2 separate regions of the Homo sapiens genome follow, and region 2 is linked to region 1. Evidence: read pairs that join two places in POLR2A ChIA-PET (ENCODE). Cell type or tissue: PC-3. All regions are shown on one strand. Each heading gives the region's core, and the rest is flanking DNA. Links, peaks and the distances in the headings are about the cores only. Region 1 has its middle 36 kb from the start of LINC-ROR. Region 2 overlaps LOC105372130 (a long non-coding RNA gene).

Region 1 (8,157 bases), core at 2,044-6,043:
GAGCCAGCAGGCCAGAACATTTAAGTCCGCTGAAGCTGCGCCCATAGCTGCCCCTTGCCCTAGGCACAGCCCCTTTCCCCGGGGGCTTTGTCTCAGGGAGATGGGAGTTTTAGCTATAAGCCCCTGACTGAGGCTGCTGCTTTTCTTTCAGAGATGCCCTGCACAGACAGCAGGAATCTAGAGAGGCAGTCTGGCTACAGAAGCTTTGTGGCACTGTAGTGGGCTCCAGCCAGTCCAAACTTTCTGGTAGCTTTATTTACACTGTGAGGGGAAAACCTCCTACTCAAGCCTCAGTAATGGTGGACACCCCTCCTTCCACCAAGCTTGAGCATCCCAGGTTGACTTCACACTGCTGTGCTGTGCAGCAAGAATTTCAAGCCAGTGGATCTTAGTTTGCTGGGCTCCATGGGGGTGGGATCCACTGAGCAAGACTTCTTGTCTCCCTAGCTTCAGCCCCCTTTCCAGAGGAGTGAACAGTTCTGTCTCACTGGTGTTCCAGGTGCCACCAGGGGGAAAAAAAAAACACAAAAACAACAACAAAAAAACTTCTGCAGCTAGCTCAGTCTACCCAAACAGCTATCCAGTTTTGTGCTTGAAACCCAGGGCCCTTGTGGTGTAGGCACCTGAGGGAATCTCCTGGTCTGTGGGTTGTGAAGACTGAGGGAAAACCATAGTATCTGGACTATCTGGACTAGATAGCACCATCCTTCATGGCAAGTCCCTCACGGCTTCCCTTGTCTAGGGGAGGGAGTTCCCCGACCCTTTGTGCTTCCTGGTGAGGCAACTCCCCACCCTGCTTTTGCTTGCCCTCTGTGGGCTGCACCCACTGTCTAACCAGTCCCAGTGAGATGAACTGGGTACCTCAGTTGGAAATGTGGAAATCATCCATCTTCTGCGTTGGTCTCACTGGGAGCTGCAGACTGGAGCTGTTCCTATTGGGCCATCTTGCCTGGGAATCGAGTTCACATATTTTTAAAGCCCTTCACATGACTTTGATATAAAAACAGATTAAGAAATGACTGATCAGCTGGGTGCAGTGGCTCACGCCTGTAATCCCAGCACTTTGGGAGGCCAAGGTGGGCAGATCACGAGGTCAGGAGAACGAGACCATCCTGGCTAACATGTTGAAACCCCATCTCTACTAAAAATACAAAAAATTAGCTGGGCCTGTAATCCTAGCTACTCAGGAGGCTGAGGCAGGAGAATCTCTTGAACCTGGGAGGCAGAGGTTGCAGTGAGGTGAGATCGCACCACTGCACTCCAGCCTGGATGACAGAGTGAGACTCTGTCCAAAAAAAAAAAAAAAAAGAAAGAAATAACTCATCCAGTACCCAGTAGCAATACTTTTTAAAAAGTCAGTGACTTTCTAAAGTATTTGGTATTATGAAAGACTCTATTCTTTATTTAGTATAATTTGTTAAAAATCATATTAGGAGTGTCATAGTTCTCTAAACCAATCCTATGACATGTAGAAATAGATAGTGAGATAGGCATCTATTGGGTTTCCTGCCTAACAATACCCCTTGTGTAGGAACTCCCCACTACACACATGGTTCACATGTGATTCTACCACCCTGAAACACAGTTAATTGATCCAAGAAGAAGGATGTTACTTCACCTGGAACAACGATCTTTTCTTTGATAATTTTGGATTTGAGACTGTTAGTCTGCTTGGACTGCCATAACAAAATATCATAAATTGGGTGGCTTAAATACCAGAGATTTCTATCTCACAGTTTTAGAAGCTGTGTGAGCTGATTCAATTTCTGCTGAGGGCTCTCTTCCTGGCTTGCAGATGGCAGCCTTCTCAGTATGTCCTCACATGGCCTTTCCTTGGTGAGTGCTTATGGAAATACAGAGAAAGATCTCTTTCTCTCTCTTCCTTTCTTTAGGAGGCCATATTCTTACTGGATTAGGAGTCTACTCTTAAGACCTCATTCAACCTTAATTACCTCCTAAAAGCTCTAGCTCCAAATACAGTCACACTGGGAGTTAGGGTTTTAACGTATGAATTTTGGGGGAACACAATTCAGTACATATCAGGGACTAAAAGCGTTCAGTTATTTCACTATGGATCTGTGAGGCTCAGAGCTTGAAAAACACCATTGTTCTCTGCTATGTGGAGAAAGAGGGTGTGTAGAGAGAAGGAATAACACAGTTGACATCCAAGTAAAGCAGACACAAGAAACAGAGAGTAGTCTTGATATTGTCATATTCCTGGTACCAGCTGTTTCTGAATCTCAGATGAATCCTTTCCCTTTTAGGGTCTTGGTTTTTCTGTGAGGTGCCCCAGTTTCCTCCCAATAAATTGTTCATTTGTCTAGATTCAGTTGGTCTCTCCTATTTATAATCAAAAGGCAGTCTTGGCTATTATCATTTCCACAATATCAAAATAGATTTTTAATAAAAAGTAAGTAGAAATAAAAATAGTATTCAAAAATATAGAATTTTATCTGTGATTGCAAAATTAACCTCAAAAGACATCCTGGAACTTTGATATCCCACTTCAGATTTGGAGCTGAGAAAATCATGATCACAGGACACACTAGGGGTGTTTCCCTTGGCCATGTGCCTGCAAATCAAAGTGATGTGTCCACAGGCTACCCATCTACAGACAACTCCAATGCTTTTTATAGTACCAAGATCATGTTTATCCTAATTTGCTCTCGCTCTTAAAAAAGTATATGGCCCATAACATGTATCCTATTTCCATTTCAGGGCCCCGTGTCTGTCTTGTTGGGCTTAAGACATGTATTGTTCTCTTGGCTTCACATTGAGATCTCACTAAAGGGCTTTACTTCAGAAACACTTTTAGCCATTTTTTACTCTCAGCCACCTTGGGGATGTCACGCCTTGGGAAAATCCTAGTTTAAGAAACTTGAGCTGCAATGTTGGGCTATGGCTAATGGCATGGTGGAGCCAGCTTGCACTAGCCCATGAGAGCTGATTGCACATATCTTCTCTCAGCTTTGTGTTTAGTGACGTCTCGTGAGTGGCTTGAAGTCAGCCATTGTAGGAGTGCTGCTTATATCATGGAAATTGGAAAACACTACAAATTATGTGTTTTTTTTTTCTTGGAGAGCTATTGGTTAAACATATATCAGCACATCACAAGCTATCACCCACTTGACAGTCCCTTTCCTGGTGAGACATTAAAAAAGAGAACTGGCTTTGAAATGTCTGGTTAAGTATATATAATTTATAAGATTTATAAGATTTATAATTTATAATCATTATAGACTTCTGCTTTTCCCACTCAGGCTGGACAGTCACTGCTTTTGCTAATATCAGTACCATGGACAGCAATTCTGCAAAGTGGCTGAAACGAGAGCCAAAAATAGCACAAAGTGAAGGGTCTGGACTTGGCAGTGGCTGAAAATTAGAGGACAATGAGGAATCTCAAATGAGGGAAGAAGTAAATGTAGTATCTGCTAATATCTGGAGTCTTTGTTAGGTGATGCATCCAGGATTTAACTGTCAGGGTAAAGCAGACACCATGGATGTAAGCCAAAATGAGAGCACTAAATTTATACCACAATTCAGGAAGGCAATGAGTAAGACATCAGGTGAAATGTTTCATGGTAAAATGGGTGGCCAGAATATAAAATAGGTGGTCAGGAAATAGCTGAATCACAGGAAATGGGAGGATGAGTACAAGAGACTAGAATAAATAGGAGATAGTAGCAGCAAGGCAGTCTATACCGGGGCAGAGAACATGGTATGATAAACAGAGCACTGGAAGGGCCTTGGCCTGGCTTTGCTGCTAACTTTCTGAGTCACCTTGGTCAGATCACTCGATCGTTCTAGGCCCTAGTCTTCTCATCTGTGAAATGAGGACATTGAACTATATGATCTCTGAAGTTCCCACTAGCTCTGTGACACTGTGGAGCATTTTTTCCAAGACAGAAAATTTCTTATAACCCCTTAGGGGAATTAGAGCAGAAATCAATAAGTAGAATGTTTTGACTAGGGTAGAAATTAAAATGAGGCCCATCGAAATTTGACTTTCTCATTTTGCTGAGACAATTAATTGAGATGGGTGTTCAGAAAGAAAAAAAAAAACAAATCACCAGCATCCCAAAGAGACTCAGACTCCTAACCCATGGCTATACCTGACTGACTGTTCATCAAATGAATTAAAGCTAAGACACGTTGCGATTTTAATGTCTACTCCTTACTGCCTTGTCATAATGCAGAAATCAGCTCAACCTTTGTGGTTATTTTGGGATTGAACATCACTTAACTGCCAATTTAAAAAATCTAGGGCTTATCCAGTTACAGAGGAAGAAAGGACATTCTTAACTAATCCCCCCATGCACAACCTATTCAGAAAATATGTCTAAAGAGAAATATCATCATAGCTGAAGATTAATGAACCAGGAGTCAAGGAAACCAGTCAATCAGTTATCAGAATTAATGAAAAAGTAAAGCTGAATTTTTGAAAACTTCACCTGAGTTTACATAACAGATGTTCATTTAAAAATGTCAGTAAGGAATGAACTATATAGAGTTCGTCTCCTTCTTTTAAGAGTTGTCACGCTGCCTATGAGTGATAGGTTAGAATCAAATACCGCATTTTGTGAAGGTTGGAGTTCAGAGGCAGGTAATCTGTTATGAGAAGATCATGCATTGATGTATGATCTAACCACTTGTCTGAAACATGAGCAGACATTTAAGGAGCTTCTGTGAAGGCTCTGAGGACACCATTTACAGCACAGAGATATGCAGAAAGGATTATCCCAGAACCCGATAAATGAGAGGCCAACTGTGCCAAAGGAGAAGAACATATGCCTGGAGAATATAATCTCAGATTCCTTGTTGGCTGGCTTATATAAATCAATCTAATACAAAATATACAGGTTCTTCCTCAAATGTTTGCATAATTTAAATTTGGCTGCCTTGGGCATGCAGAAATTCAGAGTGCAGCATGGAAATCAATGTCATTGTCCATGACTTGAGCCACTACTCTCCCTTCTGTCTTTTGAAGGCTGTATCACCTCACCATCATGGGATTGTGTTCGGTGTAACTTTTGTTACAAAATTATCAATAGAAGTGTTTCTGGTTTAAACATTTTTTTTGCCTTACATAATCTGATTTTTAAATCATCATAAAACTTTAAAATTTTAGAGCTTGGAGAAATCTAGAAGGAGCATCTGCTGCAACTGATGAGATAGCTGAGTTTACCTGAGGTAGGTACAAGGACTTGCATGTGGTAAAATTAATTAGGAAATTGCAGATGCCAGGGGTCGTGGTGTCACATATGACCACTCACCAAGCCTTCCACAAAGCCCGAGCCTTGCTCTTGGCACTCACACAACTCAGCTCTTTGTGGGGAGTGGTCACAGAGCCTGGCATGCTGCCTCCTCCTGGAGAACACAGGCTAATGGGAAGGATGGCAAGTCAACCACTAACTAAAACACACTGGGCGCCCAGCTGCCACTTTGGAGGCTACACTGTCACCTTTTCTAATTATTCCACATTAGTCCTAGACACACTTAAACTCTGAGGACACTTTGGGGATTGTAGAATTGTCATCAAAAAAATGTAAAGGTTGTACTCTCTAAAGAGAATATGCTAGAATAATCAGAGTTAAATTCTATGAAAATTTGCTGAGGTCGTTTCTCATTTCTAGAGTTTCAAAATTCTTGGTTCGCTTTCAGTTCACGAAGATGTAAACTTTATAGCTGCTACTGGAACCCATTCAAAAGCCCCCTTCCAGAAAATTTTCAATTCAGCCACAAGCACTACATTAATTTAGACTTTCTCTATCACATATAAGTCAAGGATTGCCATTTTGGTTTGTCTTGTCTCTCCCATTCACCAGCACCCCATTATTTCCTCTGCCTCCATCCCATCTCTTCCAACTAGCTTATAAAGGCAGCAAGCACATGCCCTGTTTTTAATCTATTATCCTGTGCCATGTAGGAGAGTACTTTACAAACAGGAGATGCTTCATCAATGCAGACACAGTGCTCCTTTCATCCTCAAAGCCTGCACAGCTGAGCATGCCCAGTTAGAGAAGAATCTCTTCTGGGGATGGTCCCTTTCACTCTTTTTTCTTTGGTACCTTACGTTTCCTGACCAGACCCAAATTTCCTTCACCTTCGATTCTCTCATTAAACCTTTTAGATTTAGCAAATACACTCACCAAGTATGGAAGTGCAGGTGCCAGAAAGTCACTTAAAGTACTTGTTACAACTTTGTAGAAGTTCATCCTTTGCTTGCCACGTTTACAAAAGAGAGCCAATAATAAATAGCAAGTGACAGGAAGTAATGAATTGTCCGTGACCATGAAATGTAGCTTTCACCAAGGTCTCTACTTAGGAGCTGCAGGATGAGGTGTGGGTGGGGGAGGGACAAATTAACAAAATGTCGTTGGTGCCAAAGAATAAGCCACTTTGTAGTGACACACATGTTACGGTGTCAATTGGTATGGAGTTTTTTGATGACTCATATGATGAAGAAAGAGCCATGATTCAAAAGCTGTCATTGTAGGAAGACTCAGTGCTGCATCAACAGCACACTGGTTATCTGCTTTAATAGGATGCAAACAACATTGTCAGGTATCAGATAAGCTGGGCTGTGAGTCAAGCTGTCATATCGTAAGACAACTGAATTGATTGGTGTTTGGGTTCTCATTTTATTTCCAATGGGTGAGGAAAATAACCACAGATGCTTGTCCATTTCTCCTGTCTGCAAGGGATTACCACATTCCATAGTTTTTGGGTTACCCTTTGGGGCTTTGACTGGGAGCTCAGTATAAACCTGTCTGATCATCTAGTCCTATAAGAAGGTACATTCTAGCTTCAGTGACTCCAGCAATCTGTGATGTGCTGCCCAATATCTTACAACAAACTCCTACCCCCCCTTGGAAAAAATAAAAGCCCAAACTTGTAGAACTTCCTGATTTCCATGGTGTAGATACTCCCATCAATTTCAGTTTCAAGCTACCAAGATGATATCACTGAATGTAAAGCTGGGAAGGTATGTGCCAGTCGGCTGCCATGGGCTGGTAGTAGCTGGTTCCAACACAGCGCTGGCAGCAATCCCAATACATGCCCACAGCTAAATGTTTTTGTGAATTGGGGACAGAAATGCCATCCTGATCCCCTGGCTGTTGTAAGATCAGAGTGAGAGTATCTATGTGCCTGTCTTTTGGTGCCTTTAGGGACAGGTATCACTTACTAATATAGTTTGGCTGTGTCCCCACTCAAATCTTATCTTGAGTTGTAGTTCCCATAATTTTCATGTGCTGTGGGAAGGACCCAGTGGGGTGGGACATAATTGAATCATGAGGGCAGTTATCCCCATGCTACTGCTCTCATGATGGTGAGTAAGTTCTCACGAGATCTGGTGGTTAAGAGGCTTTCCCCCCTTTTGATCAGCACTTCTCCTTCCTGCCACCATGTGAAGAAGGATGTGTTTGCTTCCCCTTCTGCCATGATTGTAAGTTTCCTGAGGCCTCCCCAGCTCTGCAGAACTGTGAGTCAATTAAACCTCTTTCCTTTATAAAGTACCCAGTCTCAGGTATGTCCTTATTAGCAGCAGGGAGAACAGGCTAATACACTTACCTTCCTAGGCACCAAGCTGGGGCCTGAATGGCCCCTTTAATTAGGGTGACCATATATTTTATTATCCTAACAGGAACACTTTTGAACTAAAAGGGGATGATATTAATAATTATACTAGGACAACTAGGGCTGTGCCTGGACAAGCCAGGACAATGTGGTTACCCCCTTCTAAAGCAAAATGTGAACATAGTAGCAAACAAGCCATATATCCATTGAAGCCTCCTCTGTATTCTGCATCCCTGAAGTTGGTGCTCTGCCCGTCTGGGAGAATGGTGCTAGAGTCTCCACTCAGCCTGTGGCTGCCGCCAGTCTGGGAGTGGGAGGGTCTGCAGAGCTCATAAAACTGTATGAGTTTTTAGGCTTGCAGCTTCCCTTGATGCATATTTCCAACCACTGCAAGTGTCCCTTCCTGTCTAAGCAATTGTGTCAGCAGCTAAATGCTTTTCTTGTTGGTCTCAGTCCAAACTTCCATTCTTCTCATAAAAAATAAGAAATATATAAGATTCTATGGGAGAAAAAAAGAATCCAGTAAATAATCCTCTACGTACACCACTCTAAATTTGCTTCCAGCCCTTGCTGATGAGT
Region 2 (8,157 bases), core at 1,510-5,509, 1.3 Mb before region 1:
CAAAGGAAACATTTAAGACGGGTAGTGAAGCAAAAGCAGAAACTTACAAGATAATTTATAATCTCATCTTTTTCATATTCTGGTTCTTATATTAAAATAATAGAATTATTATAGATTAAATAAGTTTAGACTATATTAGAGTTACATAGAATTTGAAATAATTATGTTTTCCCCAAATATAAATAAATCTTATTCCTGATCTAGTATCTAAGTATATACTTTTCCCTTTATTAAATTTTCTAGGGCAGAGGTTGGCAAACTAAGGCCCACCACTTATTTTTATAAATAAAGTTTTATTGGAACAACTATTCTCATTCACATATTTATTGTACAACAGAGAATTGAGTAGTTGTGACAGAGGCTGCATGGCTCACAAAGTCTAAAATATTTTCTATTTGGCTTTTTACAGAAAACATTTGCTGACTGCTGTTCTATCTAGGATATCATCAGTGTGTAGATGATCAGAGTTCATGTCAGTGTTCCTACAAGCCAATGAAGGTAGGATTCAACAGTAAGTCTTGACTTCCTTAAGGTGTCTGATGAGTGCGTTTATGCAAGTTCAAGAAACAAGTTTGGCTATATTTTGTATTAAAATTGAAGCTTATCTCTCAATCGTGTATAATTGTCAATAATTACTTGCCCTTTAAATGAGTTTCTTCTTTCCATTTTGTTTCTTTCTCGTGTTCTAGGCATTGCGCAATTCAGCCTTGCGGTTTTCGTTTCTTTGACTTCGTGATGTGAGGGAAGCTGGCATGTTTTCTAATGTGCTGTTGTGTGGGCTTGGGCTGTTGATTGCTTTTGGCCTAGGTGCTGTGCAGAGCTCCAAGGTTTGGCTTTGTAAACGCTGCCTGGCAAAACGGAAACATTTTGTGAAATTTGACAAATGTCACACACACCCGCACACACACACATTTTAAATTGCAAAATTCTCCCCTTGGCACACAGTTTTCCCCGGGTTTTTATTCTTCATAATAAATCTTTAACCATCTTCGTGTCTATATGAGCTCTTTAGTGGATGGACGTGCTTTTGCTTTGATGAGACTTGCAGTTAAAAAGCCCTTGGTTTCCAGGATATCCTTATTGTTTTTCTTTTCTCAAAAAATTAATGTGATATTTTATTCCAATGAGAAAGCAGTCTTATTTCATTTCCAACTGCTTTCTCAGACAAAGATTCCCACCGAAAGCCATTCTCCAACATGGGACCCCTAGAAACTGACCTCTTGGCTTCTCTCTTCTGAACTCAGAGTGAGACACAGGGGAGTGGAATTCAGAGAAAAACTGGGTGAATTAAATTCTTTTCGTGCATGAGTTAAAGCATCTAAGAAACTATAATATGAGTGCTTAATCTCAAGAAAAATCTTGGTATATTTTAGTACATTTTCCTTCATGGGTAGCTAAAAGCACTTCACAAACAAATCATTGACTTTAGAATGAGGGGACAAATATGATTGTCCCTAGGTCACAGATGACATTAAATCCTGGGGAGGTAAGCTTTTGCTTAAGGTCATTCAGGGTGTCAGCAGGGGTGAGGCGGGCTTTAATTTTATGGTTGGGGTATCTGTTTCAAGTCTTCTGCCAATTTTAAGACATGCCTCTGGCTTAAGAAAACTCTTCCAATTTGACTACCCTAATTTGCATCCCTCTCTGGATTTCCAGCTCTACTTTCTAGTTTCCTGGCACTCTAATTACTCAGGCGTTACTTCTGACAATGACCCCCAACTCTCATCCCTTCAGCTTGACTCCAGGGTCCTCGCACCTGTGAGCTACCGTCCCTGGCAGCCTCGAGTAGACGGGCTCGGCTGCCCTATGCATTGAGCAGAGCCCTTCCTGGTTCAGACCTTTTAGGGCAACAGCAATTTGGCAGCCTTCTCTAGATCCAGGGTTGCAAGAGCAATCAGGCCGAACGGGACTGCTTCAGCCATACTGTTGAAACACATCATATTGCCTGGAGAGCAGACAGTGCCATTCAGAAACTCTAAAGAGAAAATGTAGTGCCTTTATTTTGTCAGTTACAGATCTGGCTTTTCTCCTAAGTCTCCAACTGTCAGAGAGAAAAAGAAACTAAGTGTTCGATTCCATAATTTTAATAGTGCCATAGGTTATGCTCAGTGTTTTGGGGTGATTGCTTAGAATGTCTCATGGAAATGTTAGGGCTAAAAATGTGTGCTCCAGAGACAGATTGACTGGGTTTAAACCATGGGGTTGCCTTTGAGTCAATCTGTGGCCTTGCACAAGGGACAGGGACACTCAGCACTTCAGTTTCTCTGTGTGTAAACCAGAAAAAAATCTACCTCTGCACCACCCAGTTTGGTAGCCACTAGCCACATATGGCTACTTAAACTTAAATTTAAAGTAGTTCTTAATAAAATTAAACACTGTTAATAATTCAGTTTCTCAGTCACACTAGCCACATTTCAAGTACTCAGTAGCCACAAGTGGCTAGCAGCTACTGTACTGGAGAGCTAAGAGATTAGAACAGTAGACCACTGCTGTCCATCATAAAGTTCTGCTGGATTGCACTGGTCTACATCACAGGGTTATAATGTGGAGTAAGTGAATTATGCAGCTAAAGTGCTTAGAACAATGCCTGGCAAGTGGGAAAGATTCAATACGTTTATCACGATCCTACTCTTTCCCACTCCCCTTCAAAATGGTGCCCAGGTGTACTGGAGAAAGGTTAGAGGTACTCCACTTTCTGGTTCCTATATTTTTACTAATGCTTTATTTCCTGTGCCACTTTGTAAGTTTCGATGTCTCAAGGATTTCTTATTTTGTAAAGAAAGACACCACAGCAGAATGGCTATGAATGAGTGTTTTAAAGCCAGACTGCCTGTTTTGAATCCCAGTTCTGTCACTTGAGTAGCTGTGTGATCTTAAGCAAATGATTTATTCCGTGTCTCAGTTTCTATATATATGAAATGAGAGTAATAACATATACAATTGAATAAAATTCCTCAAAGGTTGTTGGGAGATGAACTTATGGAAGTAAAATACCTTGAATCGGACCTGGCACCAAAGTTCTCAAAAAGTATTATCTCTCATTAATATTAAATATTAGTATTTTTTTCCTGTCCTCAGCTCATCCTCAAAATGGCAATGGAGACTCCTGGGGGAAATGTATGACTTGGCTTCTTGGTGGGGAGAGTTGTCGGAGTACTCCCATTCATCTGGTCTTCGGGGTGATATCCTTTGTCTCTCTCTCTTGTCTTCTGCAGTGGATGGGATTGGTAGTTGATTTGTCTTGTGGTTTAGTAAGTCTCAGCATGGCTAGGGAGCTACAACCCTTTCTGGCTACATGGTCTTTTCATGGCTCTCGCTGGTGCTACAGACCCATCGTATCCCTGCCTTACCTTCCTTTGGTCTCTGGTTGGGCAGTCACCCCCAGCATCCATCCCAGCAAGTCTCTCTCCATCTCATCATTGCTGGCCCCTGGGCATTCCACCCTTTTCTACCAAGCTTTTAATTCCTTTGGGGAGCCTCAGAAACTTCAGGGCTCCATCCGTGCTAGATCTGAAACAGAAGGTAGAACAAAAGCTCCTTGTCCTCAGTGTTCCCTTCAGTTTATCTAACATATCATTCCTATTCCCCAGTGATTTCAGAAATTACCCCATTCTACCCTGGCAAAGGGTCTCAGACCATGTGGATCCTCTTAGACGACGAGGCCATGTAAGACAGCTCCCAGGAAAAATGAGATTTCTCAACCAGACATTCCTTAAAACTGACTCATTTCAGAGGTTCTTAGGATCCTCTGGCTCATCATTGCCACTGTGGAGATTCTTTGATAGTGACTCCACCACCCATCGCTTAGTCATGACTTCAGGTTGGAATCAGGCTTCAGGCCTGTGTATCCAGACATATCAAATGACCTTATGCCCATGAGTTCCATTCTCAACTGTTTACTGGGATTCTGAACCCGTGCAGTAGACATACCAGTGAAGAAGGGTGAGAGATAAAGGCATCAAATACCATGAAAGTAGAGTTAGTACGTTTAGCCACTGCTTGAATGCAGTAGGCAAGGAAGAGAAGATTCAAATCTGACTCCATGGTGTTGAACCTGGTGATTGGGAAAACCAGAAGTTTATATGCTGTCTTCCCAACTGAATCCATTCTTGAAGCACAGAGCCCAAATAGTAGCTGCTTACTACACCCTTGCTGATGATGAACTGATGGAGTTATTTGTTTTTCTAGGTTCTGAGGAGGCAGGACCAAGAAATGGATGTTGATGTTTAGGAGACTGTATGTAATATGTAAATAAAATGGTAATTATATAATGATTAAAATTATAATATTCAGGTAATAATTTGGACATCTTTTCTATGACATCAATAATTGAGTTTTTCAAATAAAACTACAAGTAATTGAAATAAGGCCATTGTGGAAAGCAGTGTGGCAATTCCTCAAAGAACTTACAGTAGAGTTTTCATTTAACCCAGCCATCCCATTATTGGGTATATACCCAAAGGGATATATATACCGAAGGGATATAAATTATTCTACCACAAAGACGCATACATGTGTATGTTTATTGCAGCACTATACACAATAGCAAAGACATGGAATCAGCTGAAATGCACATTGGCCATTGGATAAAAAAGTGTCGTACATATACACCATGGAATACTATGTAGCCATAAAAAAGAGTGAGATCATGTCCTTTGTAGCAACATGGATGGAACTGGAGGCCATTATCCTAAGCAGACGAACAGAGTACAGAAAACCAAACACTGCATGTTATCACTTATAAGTGGGAGCTAAACAATGAGAAGACATGGGCACAAAGAGGGAAACAGTAGACACAAGGACTTGAGGGTGGAGAATGGGAGGAGGGAAAAAGTAAAAAAGCTACCTATTGAGTACTATGCTTAGTACCTGGGTGATGAAATAATCTGTACACCAAACCCCATAACACACAGTTTACCTATATAAAAAACCTGCACATATACCCCGACCCTAAAATAAAAGTAAAATAAGACAAAACTGGACATGATGAAAAAAAAAAAAAATCAAAGTGGGTCCTCTGGCCAGAAGCTGTGGCTCATGCTTGTAATCCCAGCACTTTAGGAAGCCAAGGCGGGAGAATTGCTTGAGGCCAGGAGTCTGAGACCAACCTGGGAACATAGCGAGACCCTGTTTCTGCAAAAAATTTTAAGAACTAAGTCAGGCATGGTGGTGTGCGCCTGTAGTCCTAGCTACTCAGGAGGCTGTGGGGGGAGGATCCTTTGAACTGCAATGAGCCCTGATCACACCACTGCACTCCAGCCTAGGTGACAGAGGGAGACCCCGTCTCAAAAAAACAAACAACAACAACAAAAAGGAAGTTATTCCCTTTAGGAATAATATATACTAATTTTTCCTTCGTGGCTGCATGAAATAAGTTGTTATATCATCATCAGTTAAGAGTCCAGTATGTACCCAAGAAAGGGGAAGTTGCCTTTCCGTGTCTTAAATGAAGATTTGCATGGTATTTAAGATTTTGGAAGAGGATATGTCCCTAGATGCGCCATGAATATTACTTGATGATGACAAGCACTTGATGAATAATTTTTGGAGTATTGTTTAAAATTACAAGGATAGTAGTAATTATAGATCCCAGAAGCAGAAAAAAAAAGCTTAATTATCAGATTTAAGAATAAGAGGTTACTCCTCATAGAAAAGTGATCATTTTTAGTGGTCGTGGAAAAAATGTTCAAATGACTAAAGGAACATATGGGGAACTACCAGCAGACCAATTCATGTGTTGCAGCTATTTAACTGAATTACAAATGCAAAATGCATTCTTTTTCCAGTTTCGTTCCATTTAAACCCAAATGGCTATGTGAAATGGTGTCATACACCTGGTGAAAAGCTCTGCTTTTTAAAAATCTTATCGCTTCACCAAAATGCCTGGTGTTGAACCAACAACAGCGTTCTTTTTGTATTGTTTAAACGAGTTTAACCACTTTTCAGAATATTCACTTCTCGTTTGATGGAAAAACTAAACATCAAAAGAAATTTAATTTAACCCTCCTTTTCCCTTCATGGATCTATTGACATCAATGATGATGCTAGCCATCATTAGAAAAGTAAATGAGGATGGCTTTTTTTCCTCTCTTAAAGCCAGGAAAAACAAGCAGTGGAAAAATATATAATTTTTGTTATTAGAAGTGGAAGCCTATGTTGTAAAACAGTAAGAAGCACTCTTCGAAACTGCTAAGAAAATGTAACCAGGAGTGGAGGATTAAAATCCACAAATTACACACTTTGAATTATACTTGAGAGTGCAACAAGAAGAAAAACACAAACAATTTTTAGCTGAGGAGGAAAACAAGCTCTCTTACAAAAACACGTTTAATGTATTTAGGAGCACTGGCTATATTTAGTTACGATGAATTATATAAATTGGACAGTGCAAACTGTTGGCCTTTGAGCCACATCTGGTACCCAGTTGTGTGTTGTTTGGTCTACCCACTTTTCCAAAAAATTCTTATTGGCTACCATCATTTAAAAATTGGGAGCATTCACATAAAAATCCAGATTTTTAGTTCTCTTGGAAAAAAGGATCTGGCAGTACTGGGCTTGTATTTCTGCAAGGTGTCAGCTACCAGATGCTTCCTCTACGGCCTCTGAGATGCACTCATGTGACTTCAGAGCTTGGAGGGAGGATTCCTGGTTCTGAGGCTTTTACCGGTGCTATGCTCCCCTTGGGTGTCTGAGACAGCTCTTAAGGTCAAGCTCAAGCTACTAAGACATTAAGATTTTTAGAGATACAGAGCTATGCAAACCTAGTCTTGATTTGCTATAACTAGATTTTTCTCAGTCTGAGTGTGAGTTACCTTCAGCTATTCATATTTGATTTTTTTTTGATAGAATTAAACAATCTGAGATTATCATTTGATGGCTCTATTCACAATTTACTTCTGGACCTATGCAACTCCCAGGTGGCCTTTAAGTGAAATCACTTAAGTACTTCCTACAACCTAAGGGAATGCAAAACTACAAATACAAGTAGATTACTAAAGCACATGTGTGGTTCATAATTTGTATCTTCTGTTCATTTTTATCATGCATTGGAATAGTTTAGAGTAGGGAAGCTGGAGGAGTGCAAAGGGACACTTTAATGACATGGCATGAGTCGACATTTAAATAAGATTTATTAATTTATTCTTAACATTAAAAATTGGGGAAATGATAAAATGCATCCTGGAGTTTAATTTTACAATGTGGCTCCATATTCATTTGAAGAATTATATGATTCTAGAATGTAATAATCCAATAATAGATATGCATTACTGTGGAATTGCCCCCATTTGTATTATCTGTATTGCTAGCCAAGAATATGCATAACTATTAATAACACATGACCAATTAGTATTATGAATTAGTGAATTAACTGATACATAACCAGAGAGGCTGCTCATGCACTTTAGCATTTTAAGTATTCTTTCAAGAACAGCTTCCAACTATTTTGTTATGGGAATCCTAGGGCATAAAAAATTCAAGTTTATTTTTTTAAAGAAGTGATTTTTGAATGGAGTGAATTCCAAAAGCTGAGAAACTTTTTTAAAAAACCAAATTTAAAAATATTGCATTTTCATGACCTTTCTCTTCATGAGTAACTCAGAAAATTTGATTCAAACTTTCCAAAATAAATTTGTCTTTGGCTTTGAGACGAAAGCATAATAATTTTCGGTTCAAAAGGAGCTGTTGGAGGACATTTTTTTTGACACCGTGAGAAAGGAAAGAAATTAGGGCCCCAAATAGAGTACTAGTTGTTGGCTTAATTAGGGAGCAGGGCTGTGGTGCCATAATTGCTGAACATGATGCAACCACAGCATCCATGTTATTTAGCTGCTAAATTTTTGACTTTCTCTTCCCAGAAAAACAGAGATCTGTGTTCTGAATGGAAAAATTCCTACTGATGCCAGTAAGTGAGCCATCCATCTATGATGTGTCTATGGGGAAGAAAGTGACATGAATGAGTAAAATAGAATATATGCTTTAAATCATGAAAATTGAGTCCAGATGGAAAGGTTAGGAGGAAATGGAGTGGAAAGGTGGATGAAGAAGAGTGAGAACTCATGCAGTCGTTGCGACTTGGTTGACACTTCCTTCCCTGTGACTACAATTCCAAGTTCAGTACTCCTGAGCTTTTATAGATGGATGAGAATATAGGGGGAA

What was found. Peaks named below come from ENCODE experiments on the same cell type or tissue, not always from the same donor. Only the 100,000 strongest peaks of a DNase experiment are listed, where the experiment ranks them.
Region 2: POLR2A ChIA-PET joins it to region 1 with 18 read pairs; 1 of 35 experiments calls an interaction of 5 or more read pairs at or near these places.

The regions. Positions count from the first base shown.
Region 1 is chr18:57,104,012-57,112,168 of GRCh38, forward strand. No RefSeq gene overlaps it. Among named protein-coding and RNA genes, the nearest start is that of LINC-ROR, 36 kb to the left of the region's middle. In PC-3, for the core only: no CTCF peak of the experiment used is centred there; a DNase peak (open chromatin) is centred at 3,630.
Region 2 is chr18:55,829,975-55,838,131 of GRCh38, forward strand. LOC105372130 (a long non-coding RNA gene) reads left to right here. Exons shown (of 9, transcript XR_007066382.1): 7 at 410-498; 8 at 7,857-7,903. Among named protein-coding and RNA genes, the nearest start is that of LINC01415, 52 kb to the left of the region's middle. RefSeq lists an enhancer at 2,995-4,194. In PC-3, for the core only: no CTCF peak of the experiment used is centred there; a DNase peak (open chromatin) is centred at 3,787; H3K27ac peaks cover 861 bases.